Linked DNA regions of Homo sapiens: regions 2 and 3 are each linked to region 1. A link is an interaction called in ENCODE POLR2A ChIA-PET data of the cell type or tissue named here. Cell type or tissue: GM12878. All regions are shown on one strand.

What was found. ChIA-PET counts read pairs that join two places held together with the same protein. Peaks named below come from ENCODE experiments on the same cell type or tissue, not always from the same donor. Only the 100,000 strongest peaks of a DNase experiment are listed, where the experiment ranks them.
Region 2: POLR2A ChIA-PET joins it to region 1 with 5 read pairs; 5 of 35 experiments call an interaction of 5 or more read pairs at or near these places.
Region 3: POLR2A ChIA-PET joins it to region 1 with 7 read pairs; 8 of 35 experiments call an interaction of 5 or more read pairs at or near these places.

The regions. Positions count from the first base shown.
Region 1 is chr22:38,304,939-38,307,438 of GRCh38, forward strand. The region is part of intron 6 of TPTEP2-CSNK1E (TPTEP2-CSNK1E readthrough); the gene reads right to left. The region is part of intron 2 of CSNK1E (casein kinase 1 epsilon); the gene reads right to left. Among named protein-coding and RNA genes, the nearest start is that of CSNK1E, 11 kb to the right of the region's middle. RefSeq lists enhancers at 795-844, 945-1,194. In GM12878, a CTCF peak has its summit at 901; DNase peaks (open chromatin) are centred at 833 and 1,333; H3K4me3 peaks cover 496 bases; H3K27ac peaks cover 2,410 bases.
Region 2 is chr22:38,575,944-38,578,443 of GRCh38, forward strand. It overlaps FAM227A (family with sequence similarity 227 member A), which reads right to left. Exons shown (of 17, transcript NM_001013647.2): 17 at 2,175-2,500. Among named protein-coding and RNA genes, the nearest start is that of DMC1, 7.0 kb to the left of the region's middle. In GM12878, no CTCF peak of the experiment used is centred here; no DNase peak of the experiment used is centred here.
Region 3 is chr22:38,063,719-38,066,218 of GRCh38, forward strand. PICK1 (protein interacting with PRKCA 1) reads left to right here. Exons shown (of 13, transcript NM_012407.4): 4 at 1,284-1,412. Among named protein-coding and RNA genes, the nearest start is that of PICK1, 7.6 kb to the left of the region's middle. In GM12878, no CTCF peak of the experiment used is centred here; no DNase peak of the experiment used is centred here.

The DNA.
Region 1 (2,500 bases):
TGGTGAAACCCTGTCTGTACCAAAAATACAAAAATTAGCCGGGCGCAGTGGCAGGCATCTGTAATCCCAGCTACTTGGGAGGCTGAGGCAGGAGAATCACTTGAACCCAGGAGGCGGAGGTTGCAGTGAGCCGAGATTGTGCCATTGCACGCTAGCCTGGGTGACGGAGTGAAACTCCAGCTCAAAAAAAAAAAAAAAAAAAAAAAAAAGAAGAGTGCAAGCACAGTTCTACTTGTTTCCATATCAAAACAGGCAACAAGACTGGACAATACAGATTTAAACACGAAAGAAAGGAAAAAGATTAAATGTCAGACGGTGGTTCCCAGGGAGGGACACCTTAGGCCATGCAGGTATTCTATACGTATTCTTTGCATCCACTCAACGTTTAATAAGAAATAACAATGAAATGTTAGAAGAAGGGAGAATTGCCTTATAGCCTTGGGGTTAGGCAAAGCTTTTATTTTTATCCCTGATTCAAAATCCTAAAGCCATTTAAAAAAAAAAAAAAAAAGCTCCTTCCTCTCCAAAAAAAAAAGAATCCCTTCTGCATGGCAAAAACACCGGAAATAAAGTCCTAAGAGACATACTCACTTGCAATTCTTATCACAGGCAAAGAGCTAATATGTAATGAGCTCCTACAAATCAGTCAGAAAAAGACTCAGCAGAAAATAGGCCAAAGGATTTGAAACACACACTTCACAGAGAAAGAAATCATTAATAGAAAAGCCTTACTCATAGGGAAAGATGCCCAACCTCCTTGTAAGAGAAATGCAAATTAATATGATCGTGAAAGACCATGTTTCACCTAGGATTGTCAAAAGTCTTACGAGATAACACACCTGTCTGTCGGCAAGACTGTGGGGGCGCTGAGCACTCCTCCCAGGTGGTGGAGGCGTCAACTGCTGAGTCGCCACTGGAGGGGGATTTGACGCTACTCAGCCCTGACCAGCAACCCCGCTTCTGGGAGTTTACCTGACATCCTAGCACGGTGCAAAACAAGGCGGGGACAAGGCTGTCGGCTGCAGGCTGTTTGGAACAGCAGAAGCTTGGAAACAACCCAAATGTCCCTCCTGAGGGGGCTGATTAAATAAAGAATAGCCCATCCATAAAACAGAATACAATGGAAAAAGAACCAGGAAGCTCTCTCTGCACACAAGTGGAAAGATCTCCAAGATACAGGAAGTGAAAAAGCAAAGCACAGAACAGTGTATATTCCACACTCTCATTTCAGTTTTCTTTAAAAAGGTGGGGAACTAAGTATCTGTGTTTGGCTCTAGCTACATAAAGAAACACTGAACAGAAACATGACTGTACAGGGCTAAGTGGGTCAGGGAGGAAGGGGTGGGGGACGCTTCACTGGATACTGTGTTATAAGTTGCAATTTCTTTCAACACCTTTATTGAGATGTAATTCAGATAACTCTCCAATTGAGTCACTCAAAGTGTGCGACTCACCGTTTTTAGTATATTCACAAGCTTGCGCAGCCATTACCACAATCAATTTTAGAACACAGGCCGGGCGCGGTGGCTCACGCCTGTAATCCCAGCACTTTGAGAGGCCGAGGCAGGCGGATCACAAGGTCAAGAGATCAAGACCATCCTGGCCAACATGGTGAAACCCCATCTCCATTAAAAGTACAAAAATTAGCTGGGCGTAGTGGCGCACGCCTGTAATCCCAGCTACTCGGCAGGCTGAGGCAGGAGAATTGCTTGAACCCAGGAGGCAGAGGTTGCAGTGAGCCGAGATTGTGCCACTGCACTCCAGCCTGGCGACAGAGCAAGACTCCATCTCAAAAAAAAAAAAAAAAAAATTAAAAATTAGAACACAGCATCTTCTTATCAGCTGATACCTTCGTATCAGCATCTGCTGTGGGTTCCGCATCTGCCGATTCAACCATGGATCAAAAATACGTGGGGGGAGAAAATAAAAAATAACAACACAACAATAAGAAATAGGTTGGGTGCAGTGATGCACAACTGTAGTACTACCACTTTGGGAGGCTGAGGAGGATTACTTGAGTCCAGCGGTTCGAGACCAGCCTAAGCAACATAGTGAGACCCTATCTCTACAAAAAATACAAATATTAGCCAGGCGTGGTAGCACGTGCCTGTGGTCCCAGCTACCTGGGAGGCTGAGGCAGGAGGACTGCTTGAACCTAGTAAGTCAAGGTTGCGGTGAGCTATGATCACACCACCACACTCCAGCCTGGGTGACAGAGCAAGACCATGTCTCAAAAATAAATAGGTAAATAATATAAAAATTAAAAATACAGTACAATAACTATTTACATAGCATTTACATTGTATTAGGTATTATAAGTGATCTAGAGATGATTTAAAGTATATGGAGAAGGCCAGGTGCCAGCATTTTGGGAGGCTGAGGCAGGCGGATCACCAGGCAAGGAGTTCCAGACCAGCCTGACCACCATGATGAAACCCCATCTCTACTAAAAATACAAAAATTAGCCAAGGTGCTCCCGTGGGAGCGCCTGTAATCCCAG
Region 2 (2,500 bases), 270 kb after region 1:
CTGAGGCGGGTGGATCACAAGGTCAGGAGATCGAGACCATCCTGGCTAACAGGGTGAAACCCCATCTCTACTAAAAATGCAAAAATTAGCCAGGCGTGATGGTGGGCGCCTGTAATCAGTTACTCAGGAGGCTGAGGCAGGAGAATCACTTGAACCCGGGAGGTGGAGGTTGCAGTGAGTTAAGATCGCACCATTGCACTCATAAGGGTATAAACTCATAAGGATATAAAGAAAGAAAATATTGTTGTATAGTTGTACAATGTGTGTTTTAAGCTACTCCAAAAGAGTTTAAAAGTTTAAAAAAATTAAAGTTTATAAAGTAAAAAAGTTACAATAAGCTAAGGTTAATTTATCATTAAAGAAAAATATTTTTGTATAAATTTCGTGTAACCTAAGTGTACAATGCTTATAAAGTCTATAGTAGTGTAATGTCCTAGGTCTTCACACTCACTCACCACTCACTCACTGACTCACCCAGAGCAACTTCCAGATCCATTTATTATAAATGCCCATTTATTATAAGCTCCATTTATTCTAAGTACCCTATGTAGTTGTACTATTTTTTATCTTTTATACTATATTTTTACTGTACCTTTTTTATGTTTAGATATGTTCAGACACACAAACATTTACCATGGTGTGATAGTTGCCTACATTATTCAGTACAGTAACATGCTGTACAGGCTTGTAGCGTAGGAGCAATAGGCTATCCCACATAGCCTAGGCCTGCAGTCAGGTATAACATAGAGTGTACTAGGTCTGTGTAAGTACACTCTATACTGTTCACATGATGACCAAATCACCCAATAATGCATTTCTCAGAGCATATCCCCATGGTTTAAGTGACACATGACTGTGTGTATATATATATGTAAATATATATACACATATAATATACATAATATACAGTATTTAATACATAAAACATTTATATATAACTTTTATGTGTACGTATAACCCACAAAATATGTATAAAACACATACATGTTTATATTTATGTATATATAAAATAATCCTTTTGGGCTTTGTCATTTATTGTCTATCTTATAGAAGTATGTTATATCTCAATATATTAAAAGTTTATGTAAATGGTTATTTATAAAAGAAGTTTAAGCTAAACCAGAAATTCATTTGTGCCTAGATATTTGTACTTCTTTAAATCTTGTTCCAGGTAATGTGTTCCTTTAAAGGCTGTATGTAAATGAAAATATTTACTATTTTTTTTTTTTTTTTTTTGAGATGAAGTCTCACTCTGTCGCCAATCTGTAGTGCAGTGGTGTGATCTCGGCTCACTGCAACCTCCGCCTCCTGGGTTCAAGTGATTCTCCTGCCTCAGCCTCCTGAGTAGCTGGGATTACAGGCGTGCGCCACCATGCCCGGCTAATTTTTGCATTTTTAGTAGAGATGGGGTTTCACCATGTTAGCCAGGATGGTCTCGATCTCCTGAACTCGTGATCCGCCCGCCTTGGCCTCCCAAAGTGCTGGGATTACAGGCATGAGCTACCACGCCTGGCCTTTTTTTTTTTTTTTTTTGAGATGGAGTCTTGCTTTGTCACCCAGACTAGAGTACAGTGGCGCTATCTTGGCTCACTGCAACCTCTGCCTCCCAGGTTCATGCAATTCTCCTGCCTCAGCCTCCCAAGTAGCTGGGATTACAGGTGCATGCCACCACGCCCGGCTAATTTTTGTATTTTTAGTAGAGACAGGGTTTCACCATGTTGGCCAGGCTGGTCTCGAACTTCTGACCTCAAGTGAACCACCTGCCTCGGCCTCCCAAATTGCTGGGATTACAGACGTGAGCCACCGTGCCCGGCCAATTTTTTTTTTTTTTTTTTACCTAAAATTTATTTGGTTAACGATGAAGACACAAACACACACAGTAGCCTAGGCCTACACAGGGTCAGGATCATTAATATCACTGTCTTCCACTTCCACATCTTTGTCCCACTGGAAGGTCTCTGCGGCAATTACATGCATGCAGCAGTCATCACCTATGATAACAATGCCTTCTTCTGGAATACCTCCTGAAGGACCTACCTGAGGCTGTTTTACAGTTAACATTTTTTTTAATAAATAGGAGTACACCATAAAATAATGATAAAAACTATAAGATAGTAAATACATAAACCATAGCTAAAGAACACTGAAAATTAAATAATGAAATAAATAAAACATAAACCAGTAACAGTCATTTATTACCATTACCCCAGTATTGTGTACTATATTTTATATGACTGGCAGGCAACACAGTACATTTGTTCACACCAACATCACCACAAACACGTGACTAATGCGTTACGCTATGACATTACGAAGGCTAAGAGTCGCTAGGTGATAGGAATTGTTTAGTTCCATTATAATCTTATGGGACCACCGTCATATATTCAGTCAGCTGCTGACTGAAACATCGTTACGTGGTGCATGACTGTGTGTATGTATACACACACATACATGTATATTTAATAGTCATTTTGGGCTTTCTCATTTTTTCAGTCCAAAT
Region 3 (2,500 bases), 240 kb before region 1:
TGCAGCCTCTGTTTCCCAGGCTCAAGCGATCCTCCCACCTCAGCCTCCCAAGTAGCTGGGACTACAGGCGTACACCACCATGCCCAGCTAATTTTCGTGTTTTTTGTAGAGACAAGGTTTTGCCACATTGCCCAGACTGGATGGTGTATTTTGATGCACCAGTTTTAAAATTTTTATGAAGTTCAATTTGTTTATTTTTTGTTACTTGGATCTTAGGTGTCACATCCAAGAAATTACTGTAAACTCCAATGTCGTGAAGGTTTTGGACTAGGCATTTTTCTGAGTTTTATAGTTTTAACTTTTACATTTAGGTCTTTGAACAATTTTGAGTTAATTATTATTATTATTATTATCTTCGAGACAGAGTCTCGTTCTGTTGCTCAGGCTGGAGTGCAGTGACATGATCTCGGCTTACTACAACCTCCACTTCCCAGGTTCAAGCGATTCTCCTGCCTCAGCCTTCTGAGTAGCTGGGACTGCAGGCGCCTGCCACCATGCCCAGCTAATTTTTGTATTTTTAGTAGAGATGGGGTTTCGCCATGTTGGCCAGGTTACTCTCGAATTCCTGACCTCAGGTGATCTGCCTGCCTTGGCCTCCCAGAGTGTTGGAATTACAGGTGTGAGCCACTGCGCCTGGCCTTGAGTTAATTTTTGTATGTGGTGTTAAGTAGTGTCAACTTCATTTTTCACATACCATTGTTGAAATGACTGTCCTTCCCCATTGAATGTTCTTGACACCCTTGTCAAAAATCATTTGATGCCGCCGGGCACGGTGGCTCACACCTGTAATCCCAGCACTTTGGGAGGCCAAAGCAGGTGGATCACCTGAGGTCGGGAGTTTGAGACCAGCCTGACCAACATGGAGAAACCCTGTCTCTACTAAAGATACGAAATTAGCCGGGCGTGGTAGCGCATGCCTGTAACCCCAGCTACTCGGGAGGCTGAGGCAGGAGAATTGCTTGAACCCGGGAGGCGGAGGTTGCGGTGAGCGAGATGGCGCTATTGCACTCCAGCCTGGGCAACAAGAGCGAAACGCCGACTCAAAAAAAAGAAATCATTTGACTATGTATTTGAGGCAGGAGAATTGCTGGAGCCCAGGAGTTCAGTGCCACAGTGAGCTGTGATCACGCCACTGCACTCCAGCCCGGGTGGTGAGACGCTTTCTCAAAAAACGAGAGCAGAGGGTAGAGTGGAAGACAGAGCCAGGCAGTGGTCAGGTGTCTTCCCAGGTTCCATCTTAGCCCTCCCTTTCTTCCCCCACCACTCTCCTTATGCACCCACAGGTATTTGACAACACCCCAGCAGCCTTGGACGGCACAGTGGCAGCTGGCGATGAGATCACCGGTGTCAATGGCAGGTCAATCAAAGGGAAAACTAAGGTGGAGGTGGCGAAGATGATTCAGGAGGTGAAGGTAAGGGCTGCTGCAGAGCAGGTGTCCAGAGGCAGCAACACATGTTTCTGAGACCTCCAGGCTGCCAGAGGTCCCAGCAGGCCTGGAAGGGGGTATCAGCCCTCACCGCCCCCTTCCTTGTCATGTGCAGGGTCAGGGTCACACTCCAGCCTCCCTCATCCATCCCTCATTCATTCAATAAATACTAATCGTGCTCCAGGACTTGTGCTGAACCTTGGCAAGAGAGTGGGCAGCAAGACCACAAGGTCCCCATGAGCTCCCAGGGAGCTGACAGACTTGGAACCACCCCTCAGGCAAGCCCATGTGTCCCCAGTCAGTGCCAGAGCTGAAGCTAAAAGTCCAAGGTGATCCTCCCTGGGTCAGTAGACACCCAATAATGTCAGCCGGGTCACGCTGGGCCTGTGAGGGCTAGGAGGGAAAGAAGAGTGCCCTTTCCCCATCCTGTAGGAACTTTCGGTCCCACACAGCCTCCTGGGCTCATAGACACCCAGAGACCCCCCTCCCAGGCCAGCTGATCTTCTGCTCTACAGACCAGAGTCACACACTGCCTGCCCCGCTTTCCCCCACCCCTGCCGCTCCAGGACTGGAATGGCAGGCGGCATCCCGGCCTCTCCTGAAGCGAGCATGCAGCCCCTTTGCCATTTCCTAGCGAAGTGGCTGCTAGCTAGTCTCAGGAAACCAATACTGTGAAAGAACTGATGTGCAGGCAGTGCACAGCCATGGGGTGATTTGAAAGTCTCGGGGGCAAGGGTCCCCACTGTGAGTTCAGCTTGGCCAAGGGTGGCAGCTACCTCCCTCAGCCCCACTTCCATCCTCCGGGTTCTGGCACTCCTGATAGTCCGCCTTCCTGCCTTAACCCAGGCCAGCCGCTGCTCCATCCTCTCTCCCCTTTATCCTCCTGTCCTGCTCCTGAGTAGTCCGTGCTTCTCTCCTTCCTTGCTGTAGGAAGAGTCCCATCCTGCACATTCTCCTATTCCAGCCCCTTTAGCCATAGGACAAATCAGGGCCTGGGGCTGGGGCTCAGAGCTCTGTTGTAAAAAAAGGAAGCAGCAAGGTTCATTGAGACCCCACAGCTGCCACTCCACGTG